2 separate regions of the Homo sapiens genome follow, and region 1 is linked to region 2. Evidence: read pairs that join two places in POLR2A ChIA-PET (ENCODE). Cell type or tissue: Caco-2. All regions are shown on one strand. Each heading gives the region's core, and the rest is flanking DNA. Links, peaks and the distances in the headings are about the cores only. Region 1 holds the start of LOC124901319 (a long non-coding RNA gene). Region 2 overlaps LOC105375065 (a long non-coding RNA gene).

Region 1 (7,050 bases), core at 647-5,646, 120 kb after region 2:
TGTTCTTTCCCTCCATTCCCTGAAGTAGGCAATGACACTGTGCTCCCCAACACCTGACACCCGTGCTGTGGCCAGCTCCTATATCAGCTCAAGTTTCCTGAGGATTGAGTTGCTAACAGGGTTGGGATGGTGGGTACGTGAGCCCCTGGGAGGATGAAAAGGAAGCAGGAGAAGGAAGCAGATAGTCCCTAATACACATAGGGATGGGGCAGGAGGTGGAGTCAGAGGGGGCTCAGCTCTGGGCCTGTAGAAGGCAGACTCTTGGGCGCCTGGGTGGGGCACTCTGGAATGAGCATGGCTTTTGAAAGAGGACAGCACCATATGCAGGCAGGTGCTGGTGGGCATCTCCACCTCAGACATAGCCAGGGCCTCTTCCCCTTTAAAGGCCCTCCCCATATGAAGACATTCACTGGGGAGACCTCGCTGTGCCCTGGCTGTGGGGAGCCCGTCTATTTTGGTAAGTAACAGTGGAAAACTTGGGGAGGGGGATACAGGGTGGGCAGCAAGGGGGAGGGAGGTGATCCAAGGCAGGTAGGTCTCCCTACTCTACCCCTAGAATGGAAGCATTACCACTTCTTTCCACCACCAGCTGAGAAGGTGATGTCATTAGGCAGAAATTGGCACCGACCGTGTCTGAGGTGCCAGCGTTGCCACAAGACCCTGACTGCTGGGAGTCATGCTGAGGTGAGCAGGGCAGGAATGAGTGGTTATGTTGGGAGGAGGCTGGAGATGGGAAGAGAACCAGGCTGAGACAGCTCTCTTTCTCTCTGTGTCTCAGCATGATGGAGTCCCCTACTGCCACGTCCCCTGCTACGGCTACCTGTTTGGCCCCAAAGGTGGGCAGCCCCATCCCAGACACTGGGATGGCATGTACATGCCTGAAGTATGGCATGTACATGGTCTGTGGGTATGTGTGGACAACTTCCCCTGTGGTTAAGCATACCCTGGCCCCCCCACCAAGTTCCCTCTAGGCCTGAACCCTGCACCACAGACCCAGGGCCTTTGGTGATAGGGCTCTCTCTCTCAGGTGTGAACATTGGCGATGTGGGCTGCTACATCTATGACCCAGTGAAGATAAAATTCAAATGAGACGCTCACAAAAAAGGTCACCCTAACTCAGGCCTCCCATCATGCCCCTCATGGTCCAATGGAAGCTACAAAAATCTCCAGTCCCATGGGGGTTGGGGAAGGTGGGATCTTGGGGGCCTGGGCCTAGGCTCCATGGTAGGCCAGAGAGTCTAGACTTTCTCTGCCAATTTTTTCCCTTTCCCATTTCTATCTGGTTAGGGAACAGCCCGTTTTGAAGGGTATCCTCCTCCTGGCCATCACAACCCCTTTCCCCAGCACATTCTGGAGCTTCAAGGTACTCATAAAACTTGTGTTTATTGAATTTCAGCCTCTGTGGCTTCTTCAATAAAATGTTGGCTCCCATGCCTTCAACTCTTCTTTGGGCATGAGACCAGTGGGTTGGAGGATGGGGAGTGTGGGGGTTGGGATGACATGCATTGCCCTGCAGGGTGCCTCGGAGGTAGCAGGGCCAGCCATGAGAACAAAAAGCTCTGTTCTTTTTGTCCCTTGGGCCTGGCATTGGCAGTCCTAGCACCACACAGTGGACAGCATGCCCACCAGCCCCATTGGTACCAGAAGTCTCATATGCTAGTCCTTTCTTTAGCACCATCTCTAGAAGAAGCAGAAGCACCTTATTCAGTAACTCATTTGAGCATGGCAACAGATCCTATGGTAGGGCCTCCCAAGAGGCTTCATTATCCATTTGGGAGATGAACAGACTGAGGCCCAGAGAGGGAAAGCCACATGCCCAAGGTCACACAGCAAGTTAATGGTGAAGGTTTTATCAGAGCCCAGGGCAGACTCAGTGGCTTCCTATCCAGGGCTCTTCCCACAGCTCGTCACCACTGCCCCAACCCAAGGGGCACCTTTATTTACAGAATCCTCCCCAACCGTGAGAGGGGTGCCCAGCAGCCCACTGCATTCTGGGAAGTCAACTGTTCCTAGAAGCCAAATAATCAAGGATGGATGAGCAGAGGGAGCGGGTACTGGCAGCAACTCCGGCCCTAGGCAGAGGGTTCGATACTCCCAGCCTGAGTTGCAGGGCCTGCCCTTCTGCTCTCCCAGCCCCTGCTGCAGAGCTTCTGTGGAGGGCCTGCCTCCACTCCCACTTAGTTCTGGACCTGCTTCATGGGCATCTCTTCCTCCTGAAGACTGGTTGGGGCACTAGGGAGGAAGGAGTTGTGAGCAATGGTGGGGTTTAATCCCCGAGCCTACCACCCCAGCCTGCCCCATCAGGGCTGTCCCAGGGCTCACCCCAGTTCCTGGTATACAAACGCCTGTACAAGTGACTCACACACATGCTTGTACACACCCCTGATGTGTAGGCATACTTGAGTGTGCACACATACACATCTTCCTGAACAACCTTATGTATTTGTGTTCATACACTCATGTACACATTTATGCTTGCAGTTTACATGCCCCCAATCATGCACCCTGAAACACTCACCTGTGCACGCACACATACATGCACCAAGTACACATGTGCAGATATAGTTTCCTGTCTGAATCCTAAGGTGTCAGGTATCTGAGCACCTGCATCCATATGCATGTTATCACACGTACACAGACACAGTCCTGTGCACACACCTCTTTCTCTCCACGTCCTGGATGGTCTCTGGCAGCTGTGCCTGCCTCGTCTCTGGCAGCAGGAGGGCGGTGCCGGCAGCCAGCAGGGCGATCCCCCCATAAGTAAGCTTGGGCAGTGACAGCCACACTCCATCCAGCAAGGCCGCCAGTGGGGCCAAAGAGCCCCCCAGCCGGCCCACCAGTGCAGTCAGCCCCATCCCTGTCTGTCTGTTCAGAGAAAGAGGATGAGGGAGGCAGATGGTGTTCACACCTACCTGGAGTCATGCCCCACAGGGCTTCCCTCCAGGGCTGGCAGGCCCTGATACTCCCTTCTCCCCATATAGCTAAGAAAACTAGGACTTCTTTCAGTTGGTCTTCCCACCCACCTTCAGGCCAGGAGACCTCAAGCCAGCACCCACCAGAGGACAGGGCCCCCATTCTGACAGAGTACCAATTAGGTATCACTAAAGGAGAAGACAAGTCACCAGACTGGGAGATAAGGAAAGGGTGATGTGGAAGGAAGAAGGTCAGTAGTTTGTACAGGCCCTGCCATGTTGTTCGAGGAGGCAAACCTCTTTCTAAACATGACCAGATGCCTAGAATTTTCCTCTTCCCACCTCTCAGTAGCTAGCTGAAAGACCCCCCCAACCCCGGGCCTTTCAAGGGGTTGCTCTTGGGACAGTCCTCAAGGGCATCTCTGCCTTCCAGGGGTGAATGGGATGGGGGTGGGCAGGATGGGGCTTCTTGGGGCTGTTTTCTTCTTCTTATTATTATTATTATTTAATTTTTTTCTTTTATTTATGTATTTATTTGAGACAGAGTTTCTCGCCCAGGCTGGAGTGCAATGGCATGATCTCAGCTCACTGCAACCTCCATCTCCCAGGTTCGAGCGATTCTCCTGCCTCAGCCTCCCAAATAGCTAGGATTACAGGCATTCGCCACCACACCCAGCTAATTTTGTATGTTTAGCAGAGACAGGGTTTCACCATGTTGGTCAGGCTGGTCTCGAATTCCTGACCTTCAGTGATCCGCCCGCCTTGGCCTTCCAAAATGCTGGGATTACAGGCGTGAGCCACAGTGCCCGGCCTTGGGGTTGTTTTCTTAAGGAGGCCCAGAGAGGATGTCTGACGTGGCTCAGGGTCACATAGTACAGAAGATAAGATGCTCTGCCTTCTCCAAGACTAGGGCAAACACAGAGGGCCCTGATTAGCTCTGTATTCTGGGTGTAGTGTGGAGAACGAGTGAGAGGCTGGGTGCGGTGGCTCATGCCTGTAATAGTGCCTGTAATACGAGCACTTTTGGAGGCTGAGGCGGGAGGATCGCTTGAGACCAGGAGTTTGAGACCAGTCTGGGTAATATAGCAAGACCCCGTCTCTACCAAAAATTAAAATTAAAAAAAAAATGAGTGAGAGACCAGGTTGTGGTGCGTGTATGTAGAAGTGTTGGTTAAGACACGTGACTAACAAGCCCCATACCCCCAGATCAGTTGCAGGCTTCCTCACCTGAGCACCGTAGGGTACAACTCTGAAGTGAACAGGTAGGCAGTGGTGAAGGCAGCTTCAGAAAAAGCTTTCCCCATCACTGCCAGGACAGTGCTCCAGGACTTCATATCTGGAGGGAAGCGGGTTCAGGTAGTGAGAGGGCCTTGGAGGAGAGCCAGGGGTGTTCTGGATAGGGTGCGGAGTCTCCAGAGTGGGCCAAACTTAAGTGGTGGAGAGTCTGAGCTCACTGGGTAAGAGCAGGGATCTGGGGGAGGAGTGGGTTCTTGGCCAGGAGGTGGGGTCTCCGGGGAGTGGGCAGGGTTCCTGGCCCGGCTTCTGGGGTGGGCAGAACCTATGGGACTGGGCTCACCGGAGGACACTAGCAGTCTAGTGCCGAACGCCAGGGCCGTGCCCAGCAGTGTCCCGGCTTGCGTGAGGCGGCGTCCTGCGTAGCGCACCGACAAGTAGACCAGCAGCTTGGAGGGCAGTTCCACAGCCCCGAACAACAGCTGTGTCTGGTACACGTTCAGCCCCAGCCCCGACACATCCAGACTCAGGCCGTAATAGGAGAAGTTCACTCCGAACCTGAAAGGAGTCTCAGTGCCACTTGGCGGACCCTCCTTCCCATCCCTCTTTGGCCTCTCTTCTCAGGAAGACTTGGCATTTTACAAGGGCAATCTCCTTCTGTCTCTGCAACCCCCGGTCCCCCCGCCAGGACCTTCCCTGACATCCATAATGCCCTCTGTGCAGCATGCGCCAGTAGTCAAAGCGCCTTTACCCTAATTTTCACAGCAACCCTGACATGGAACTGACAACAGTCCGTTTTACAGAAGGGACACTGGGGCTCTGAGTGGCTAAGTCATCTGTCCCTTTCCAAGTAAGGAAGTGGGAGTCTGAGCTTGAACCCATGTGTCTCTGCTACCTGCTTCATTTTCTGACTTCCCCAGGCAGATCGCCCATGGAGGTTTATCCTCCTGCCCTCCACAGTGACACTCTACTTGTCCCTCAGAGCCCTTCTCACACTCAGCACCAGCCTGGAGTTTGCTCCTCCCTCCCACCACACCCATGCCAGACCCAAGCCAGCCTCCTCACCACACCACCACGCAGCACAGTGAGATGTGTCGGAGCCGTGGTGTGCGGAACAGGTCTAGGTATGAAGGTCTTCGGACCACCCGTTCCCCGGCGGCCACTTTGCTCACAGCCTGGTAGGGAAGGAGGTGAGGTTGTAACATCAGAGTTGGCTATGTGATCTCAATGGGACACAGTACTCTCCCCCCACCCCTCTCTATTCCTCCCATCTGCAGTGGTGGGGATGGAGATGCTCATGGCAGCTGAGACGAGTGGGTCTCGAATGATGGATGTGGCCCACTGGAGCCAGGTAGGACATCCTAAAGAGTTCGGAACTCTCTGTGGGGGCCCAGGGGCTTTTCCTGCCATATATGGTGGGCTCTGGGAGGGAGGCACTTGACACAGCCCACTCCCCACCACACACATATATGCATGCTCACACACACGTTCACCCTCACCTCCTGGCTGAAGCTGTCCTCACACACTGGCCGCCCATTGAGCCTGGCACAGTGGAGCAAGTACCTGTGGGCCTCTTTCACATGGCCTTGGGTCAGAAGCCAGCGTGCAGACTCAGGCACCCACCTAGGAATAGGCAGAAGGTCCATCAGCCAGAAAGTCATGACCCTAAGCCACATGTTCCTGGACATACTACAGGCTCTCAACTTCCAGGCTCTTGCTCATGTAGTCCCCTTAGCCTGGAACATCATCTCCTCCCCAAGCCCTCCACACTTGATGAGCTCTTATTCATCTTTTAATGCCCAGTTTAAAAGCCACCTCTGGGCTGGGTGCAATGGCCCATGCCTGTAATCCAAACACTTTTGGAGGTCAAGGCGGGAGGGTGGGTTTGAGCCCAGGAGTTCAAGATCAGCCTGGGCATCATGGCAAGACCCTGTCTCTACAAAAAATCAAAAAATAAATATTAGCTGGGTGTGGTGGCACACGCCTGTAGTCCCAGCTACTCAGGAGGCTAATGCAGGAGAACCACTTGAGCCTGGGAGGTTGAGGCTTCAGTGAGCTGTGATTGTGCCACTGTACTCCAGCGACAGAGCAAGACCTTATCTCAAAAATAATAAAAATAAAAATAAAACACCTCTTCCCACACTTCCTTGCCCAGGCCCAGGTCCTCCATAGCCTGGGAGTCCCTTATTCAACTGAATTGTCCTTACCCTCAAGACCAGCTCCCAGCACCAGCCACTCACTTCTCCCATGGGTGGCAGGAGGGAATGAGATGAAGGAGGGACAGACATGTAGACATATCCAGAAGGGTCATCCAAGGCCAAGTCATCTTTAGGAGGCAATGTAGTGCCCACCCTGCCTGTCCTCCCACTCTCCGGCCTGAGCTCCCCACCCCCATGCTGGCCCTGCCCCTATCCCCAACTCTCCAAGGGGCCAGCCTCAATTTATGTTTGGCTCTGTCTTTATCTCTGACTCTCTGTATCTTGTTCTCTGTTTCTCACTTTTCCTTGCCATCTTCTTTCTGTTGATCTCTGTCTCTCTGTCTCTTTTTCTCTGTGTCTCTTTCTGTCTCTTGGTCACTTCGTTTCTCTTTCCCTTCATCTCTCAATCTCTCTATCCTCAAATCTCAGGCTCTGATTAATCTCATCTTTCACTTCCTGTATCTCCCGCTCCCCAGCTGCCTGCAGTCCTCACCAGAGGCTGAGGATGCCTGGGGCACAAGGCAGGGTGACAGCTAGCAGAAGCCATCGCCAGTCCCGTATCAGGTACCCAACCAGTGCCAGCAGCATCACGCCCCCTGTCCAGAAGGTGCTGCTCAGGACTCCAGCCACGGTGCGGTGCTCCACATCCAGCCACTCCAGCTCTGGGCCAGGACAGGAGACAGGAAGATGGTTAGTGAGGACCAGAT
Region 2 (7,050 bases), core at 898-5,897:
CCACTGATGTCTTGAAGGTCCATCCGTGAAGGTTGGAATCAGCTTCTTCCAAACTTCTGTTAATGTTGATATACGTTGTCCTCCTCCCATGAATCCCATGAATCACAGTTTTTTATTTATTTATTTATTTATTTTTATTGATCATTCTTGGGTGTTTCTCGCAGAAGGGGATTTGGCAGGGTCATAAGACAATAGTGGAGGGAAGGTCAGCAGATAAACAAGTGAACAAAGGTCTCTGGTTTTCCTAGGCAGAGGACCCTGCGGCCTTCCGCAGTGTTTGTGTCCCTGGGTACTTGAGATTAGGGAGTGGTGATGACTCTTAACGAGCATGCTGCCATCAAGCATCTGTTTAACAAAGCACTTGCACCGCCCTTAATCCATTTAACCCTCAGCGGACACAGCACATGTTTCAGAGAGCAGGGGGTTGGGGGTAAGGTCATATATTAACAGCATTCCAAGGCAGAAGAATTTTTCTTAGTACAGAACAAAATGGAGTCTCCTATGTCTACTTCTTTCTACACAGACACAGCAACAATCTGATTTCTCTATCTTTTCCCCACATTTCCCCCTTTTCTATTCGACAAAACCACCATCGTCATCATGGCCCGTTCTCAATGAGCTGTTGGGTACACCTCCCAGATGGGGTGGCGGCCGGGCAGAGGGGCTCATCACTTCCCAGAAGGGGCGGCCGGACAGAGGCGCCCCCCACCTCCAGGACAGGGCAGCTGGCCGGGCGGAGGCGCCCCCCCCCACCTCCTGGACGGGGCAGCTAGCCGGGCGGGGGCTGCCCCCCACCTCCCGGACGGGGCAGCTGCCAGGCGGAGACGCTCCTCACTTCCCAGACAGGGCAGCTGCCGGGCGGAGGGGCTCCTCACTTCTCAGACGGGGCGGCTGCTGGGCGGAGGGGCTCCTCACTTCTCAGACGGGGCGGCCGGGCAGAGACGCTCCTCATCTCCCAGACGGGGCGGCGGGGCAGAGGCGCTCCCCACATCTCAGACGATGGGCGGCCGGGCAGAGACGCTCCTCACTTCCTAGACGGGATGGCGGCCAGGCAGAGGCTGCAATCTCGGCACTTTGGGAGGCCAAGGCAGGCGGCTGGGAGGTGGAGGTTGTAGCCAGCCGAGATCACGCCACTGCACTCCAGCCTGGGCAACATTGAGCACTGAGTGAATGAGACTCCGTCTGCATTCCCGGTACCTCGGGAGGCCGAGGCTGGCAGATAACTCACGGTTAGGAGCTGGAGACCAGCCCGGCCAACACAGCGAAACCCCGTCTCCACCAAAAAAAATATGAAAACCAGTCAGGCGTGGCGGCGCGCGCCTGCAATCCCAGGCACTCGGCAGGCTGAGGCAGGAGAATCAGGCAGGGAGGTTGCAGTGAGCCGAGATAGCGGCAGTACAGTCCAGCTTCTGCTCGGCATCAGAGGGAGACTGTGGAAAGAGAGGGAGAGGGAGACCGTGGGGAGAGGGAGAGGGAGACCGTGGGGAGAGGGAGAGGGAGGGGGAGGGGGGAGAGAGAGCGCTTTTTTTTTTAATGGAGGCAGGGTCTCACTATGTTGCTTAAGCTGGTCTCAAACTCCTGGCCTCAAGCCATCCTCCTGCCTCAGCCTCCCAAAGTGCTGGAATTGCAGACATGAGCCAACATGCCTGGCTCACAGATATTCCTAATGGCATCTAGTGTGGTGAATGTTTTCCAGAGGGTTTTAAATTTACTTTGTCCAGATCCATCAGAGGAATCACTGTCTATGACAGCTATAGCCTTATGGAATGTATTTCCTAAATAATACTTGGGCCAAGCACAGTGGCTCACACTTCTAATGCTAGCACTTTGGGAGGCCAAGGTGAGAGGATTGCTTGTGGCCAGAAGTTTGAGACCAGCCTGGGCAACATAGCAAGACCTCATCTCTACAAAAATAAAAATAAAAAATTAGCCGGGCATGGCAGTGCCCACCTGTAGTCACTGCTACTCAGGAGGCTGAGGTGGGAGGATGGGTTGAGCCCAAGAGTTTAAGGTTGCAGTGAACTATGATTGGGCCACTGTACTCTAGCCTGGGCAACAGAGTGAGACCCTGTCTCTAAAATGATACTTGAGGCCAGGCGCAGTGGCTCACGCCTGTAATCCTAGCACTTTGGGAGGCCAAGGCAGGCAGATCACCTGAGGTCAGGAGTTCAAGACCAGCCTTGCCGATATGGGGAAAACCCAGCTCTACTGAAACTACAAAACTTAGCCAGGCATGATGGTGTGTACCTTTAATCCCAGCTACTTGGGAGGCTGAGGCAGGAGAATTGCTTGAACCTGGGAAGCAGAGGTTTCAGGGAGCTGAGACCATGCCACTGCACTCCAGCCTGGGTGACAGAGCAAGACTCCCATCTCAAAATAAATAAATAATAATAATAATAAAATACTCTAAAGTTGAAATTACTCCTTGATCCGTGGACTGCAGAATGGATGTTGTAGTTTTTTTCGTTTCTTTTTTTGTTTGTTTTTGAGATGGAGTCTCACTCTGCTGCCCTGGCTAGAGTGCAGTGGCGTGATCTTGGCTCACGGCAACCTCTGCCTCCCAGGTTCAAGTGATTCTCCTGCCTCAGCCTCCCAAGTAGCTGGGATTACAGGTGTGGGCCACCACACCTGGCTAATTTTTGTATTTTTAGTAGAGACGGGTTTCACCATTTGGCCAGGCTGGTCTAGAACTCTTGACCTCAAGTGATCTGCCGTCTTGGCTTCTCAAAGTGCTGGGATTACAGGCATGAGCCACCATGCCCAGTCTGAATGTTGTGTTAACAGGCATAAAAACAACAGTCATCTCCTTATACATCTCCATCAGAGCTCCTGAATGACTGGATGCATTGTCAATAAACGGTAACATTTTGAAAGGAATCTTTTTTTCTGAGAAGTAGTCCTCCAAAGTGGGCTTAAAATATTCAATAGACCATGTTATAAACAGATGTGCTGTCATCCAGGCTTTGTTGTTCCATTTATAAGGCACAGATAAAGTAGATTTGGCTGTGTGTGGTGGCTCACGCCTGAAATCCCACCATTTCGGGAGGCCGAGGCAGGCAGATCACTTGAGATCAGGAATTTGAGATCAGCCTGGCCAACATGGCGAAACCCTGTCTCTACTAAAAATACAAAAATTAGCTGGGTGTGGTGGTGCGTGCCTGTAATCCCAGCTACTCGGGAGGCTGAGGCAGGAGAATTGCTTGAACCCGGGAGGTGGAGGTTGCAGTGAGCCAAGATTATGCTACTGCACTGCAGCCTGAGTGACAGAGCAAGACACCATCTCCAAAAAAAAAAAAAATAGCTTTAACATAATTCTTAAGAGCCCTAGGATTTTCAGAATAGTAAATGAGCATTAATTTCAACTTAAAGTCACCAATTGCATTAACACCTAACAAGAGAGTCAGCCTGTCCTTTGAAGCTTTGAAGCTAGGCATTGACTTTTCCTCTCTAGCTATGAAAGTCTTAGATGGCATCTTCTTCTGATAGAAAGCTGTTTCATCTACTTTCAAAATCTGTTGTTTCATCCAGGTGTGGTGTCTCACGCCTGTAATCCCAGCACTTTGGGAGGTCAAGGAGGGTGGATCACAAGATCAGGAGTTCGAGACCAGTCTGTCCAACATTGTGAAACTGTGTCTCTACTAAAAATACAAAAATCAGCTGGGCGTGGTGGTGTGTGTCTGTAATCCCAGCTACTCCGGAGGCTGAGGCAGGAGAATTGCTTGAACCCGGGAGGCTGAGGTTGCAGTGATCCAAGATCACACCACTGCACTCCAGCCTGGCGACAGAGTGAGAAATCTGTTGTTTCATGTAGCCACCTTCATCATTGATCTTAGCTAGATCTTCTGGTTAACTGGCGACAGCTTCTGCTTCAGCACTTGCTGCTTCACTAGCACTTTTATATTATAGAGATGGCTTCTTTCCTTAAACGTCATGAATCAACCTCTGATAGCATCAAACTTTTCCTATGCGGCTTCCTCACCTCTCTCAGTCTTCATAGAATTGAAGAGTTAGGGCATTACTCTGGATTAGACTTTGGCTTAAGGGGATGTTGTAGTTGGTTGGGTCCTTATCCAGACACTAAAATGTTCTCCATATCAGCAATAAGGCTGTTTTGCATTCTTATCATTTGTGTGTTCAGTGGAATAGCACTTCTAATTTCCTTCAATAAATTTTCCTTTGCATTCACAACTTGCTGTTTGGCCAAGAGGCTTAGTTTCTGACCTATGTTGGCTTTCAACATGCCTTCCTCACTAAGTTTGATCATTTCTAGCTTTTTTTTTTTTCGCACATTCTCCATCCTAGAAGCTTTTTTTTTTTTTTTTTTTTTTTAAGTGAGAAATGTGCAACTCTTTCTTTCACTTGAAAACTTAGAGGCCACTGGGCCTGGTGCGATGGCTCACGCCTGTAATCCCAGCACTTTGGGAGGCTGAGGTGGGTGGATTGCCTGAGGTCAGGAGTTCGAGGCTAGCCTGGCCAACATGGTGAAACCCCGTCTCTACTAAAAATACAAAAATTAGCCAGGCATGGAGGCGCAAGCCTGTAATCCCAGCTACTCGGGAGGCTGAGGCAGGAGAATCGCTTGAACCCAGGAGGTGGAGGTTGCAATGAGCCGAGATCATGCCATTGTACTCCAGCCTGGGCTACAAGAGTGAAACTCCGTCTCAAAAAAAAAAAAAAGAAAAAAGAAAACTTAGAGGCCATTGTAGAGTTATTTATTTATTTATTTATTTATTTATTTATTTATTTTCAAGATAGAGTCTTGCTCTGTCGCCCAGGCTGGAGTGCAGTGGCACAATCTCAGCTCACTGCAACCTCCGCCTCCTGGGTTCAAGTGATTCTCCTGCCTCAGCCTTCCAAGGAGCTGGGACTACAGGAGCATGCCACCACACTCGGCTATTTTTTGTATTTTTAGTAGAGACAGGGTCTCACCACCTTGTCCAGGCTGATCTTGAACTCCTGGCCTCAAGTGATCCACCTGCCTCGGCCTCCCAAATTGCTGAGATTACAGGTGTGAGCCACCCACCCGGCCTCATTTTAGGGTAGTAATGGACCTAATTTTAATACTGTGTGTGTCAGGGAATAAGGAGGCTCAAAAAGAGGGAGATAGGGGAATGGCTGGTAGGTGGTGCAGTCAAAGAACACATATTTATTAACTTCTGTGTCTTACATAGGTGTGATTTGTGGCATCCCAAAACAATTACAATAGTAACATCAAAGATCACTGATCACAGTGATCACAGATCACTATAACAGACAGAGTGATAATTAAAAGTTTGAAATACTGTGAAAATTACCAAAATGTGATACAGAAACACGAAGTGAGCACACGCTGTTGGAAAAATGATGCTGATAGACTTGCCCAACACCAGGTTGCCACAAACCTTCTATTTGTAAAAATGTAATCTGCAAAGTGCAATAAAGCGAGATGCAGGTGAATGAGTTATGCCTGCATATATTTGAAATTTTTTCACAATAAAGTTTTTAAAAATGGAGATTTGCAGAATATGGAATAGTGTGTTTCAAAGAGTGGTCTATATAGCATTTGCTTTGGAGTCACCTGAGCTGCTTATTAAAATGCAGATTCCAAAGTCCACTCTAGACCTGCTGAATAAGACTCTCTAGGAGAGGATCCTACAATCTGCAGTTGGGTGATTCTTGCACTCAGGTTTAAGCACCACAGATGTCAAGAGCCTTGCCGAGGATTATAGAACTAGTACACATCACAGCACATGTTCTAGATCAGGATCCGCAATACCCAATCCACACCCTTAACACAAGGCCTCATGGTCTAAATTGAATCAGGAACCTCCCTCAAGACTTTTTACTTGAACTACTGTCAAGTACTAAAATATATTATTTTACATTAATAACCTTTTGATTATAATTGCAATACCCTCAGCACTCCTTGCCTATCGCCTTGTAAGATGTGCCTTTGCTCCTCCTTCACCTTCCACCATGATTGTGAGGCCTCCCCAGCTATGTGGAATTGTGAGTCCATTAAACCTCTTTTCCTTTATAAATTACCCAGTCGTGGGTATGTCTTGAAAATGTAGAAATGAAGAAAAGTATGAAGAAAAATTTAAAATCCTTAGAGACACAGTTAGCTAACTGCTAAATTTCAAGCAAGAGCTAACTAGGTGGGGAGACATTATTCAGGGGTACCCCTAACAACCCATCACTTTCTGACTGCTTTCACCATCTACCCCTGCAGTGAATCCTGTGCCTACCATTCCTCTTGGCACTGAGAGCAAGGCAGATGGATCCAAAATCATTATTCTTCTCATTAAATCTTTGGATGTGTCTTCTCACTCACAGACACCCTCTTGACCACAGAATTGCACACACATCAAATGCAGATATGCACATGTGTCCCTGATGTAACTCACAAAATCTAACATTCATACTTATATATTTTTTAGTCCAGCACAGATGCTAACCACTTTTTTTTTCTCTCTGTGCCAAGGTTCTATCTTTTCCTTCTTCCACCTAATTTTCCAGGCTTCAGAGCATGTTGGGGCTTTCAGGTCCCCAGTAAGAATTGTAAGTTATATAATCACTCCTAGTCTGGAAAGCTGATGGGCAGGCAGGTTAATTTAAGAGCTCTAGTTTAACCCAAGAAAATAAGAAAGTTAGAAAAAATAAACTTTTTTTTTCTTTTTTGAGACGGAGTCTCACTCTGTTGCCCAGGCTGGAGTACAATGGCACAATCTCAACTCACCGCAACCTCCGCCTCCTGGGTTCAAGTGATTCTCCTGCCTCAGCCTCCCGAGTAGCTGGGATTATAGGCACACGCCACCACACCTGGCTAATTTTTGTGTTTTTGGTAGAGACGGAGTTTCATCATGTTGGCCAGGCTGGTCTCGAACTCCTGACCTCAGGTGATCCACCCTCCTCAGCCTCCCTTTCTCTTCTTAGTCATTAAAAACCATGGCTATGGCTGGGCACAGTGCCTCACACCTGTATTCCCAGAACTTTGGGAGGCCAAGGTGGGTGGATCACCTGAGGTCAGGAGTTCAAGACCAGTCTGACCAACATAGAGAAACCCGCGTC

The links. Peaks named below come from ENCODE experiments on the same cell type or tissue, not always from the same donor. Only the 100,000 strongest peaks of a DNase experiment are listed, where the experiment ranks them.
Region 1: POLR2A ChIA-PET joins it to region 2 with 11 read pairs; 8 of 35 experiments call an interaction of 5 or more read pairs at or near these places.

The regions. Positions count from the first base shown.
Region 1 is chr6:43,299,853-43,306,902 of GRCh38, reverse strand. SLC22A7 (solute carrier family 22 member 7) reads right to left here. Exons shown (of 11, transcript NM_153320.2): 5 at 6,837-7,005; 6 at 5,645-5,768; 7 at 5,211-5,320; 8 at 4,489-4,703; 9 at 4,140-4,248; 10 at 2,659-2,865; 11 at 1,365-2,232. The coding sequence ends at 2,178. It overlaps CRIP3 (cysteine rich protein 3), which reads left to right. Exons shown (of 8, transcript NM_206922.3): 5 at 386-457; 6 at 590-684; 7 at 779-836; 8 at 1,028-1,431. The coding sequence ends at 1,089. It overlaps LOC124901319 (a long non-coding RNA gene), which reads left to right and starts at 5,317. Exons shown (of 2, transcript XR_007059582.1): 1 at 5,317-5,496. In Caco-2, for the core only: no CTCF peak of the experiment used is centred there; a DNase peak (open chromatin) is centred at 3,725.
Region 2 is chr6:43,419,073-43,426,122 of GRCh38, reverse strand. It overlaps LOC105375065 (a long non-coding RNA gene), which reads right to left. Exons shown (of 6, transcript XR_007059585.1): 6 at 109-1,430. Among named protein-coding and RNA genes, the nearest start is that of ABCC10, 4.9 kb to the left of the region's middle. RefSeq lists an enhancer at 107-628. In Caco-2, for the core only: no CTCF peak of the experiment used is centred there; no DNase peak of the experiment used is centred there.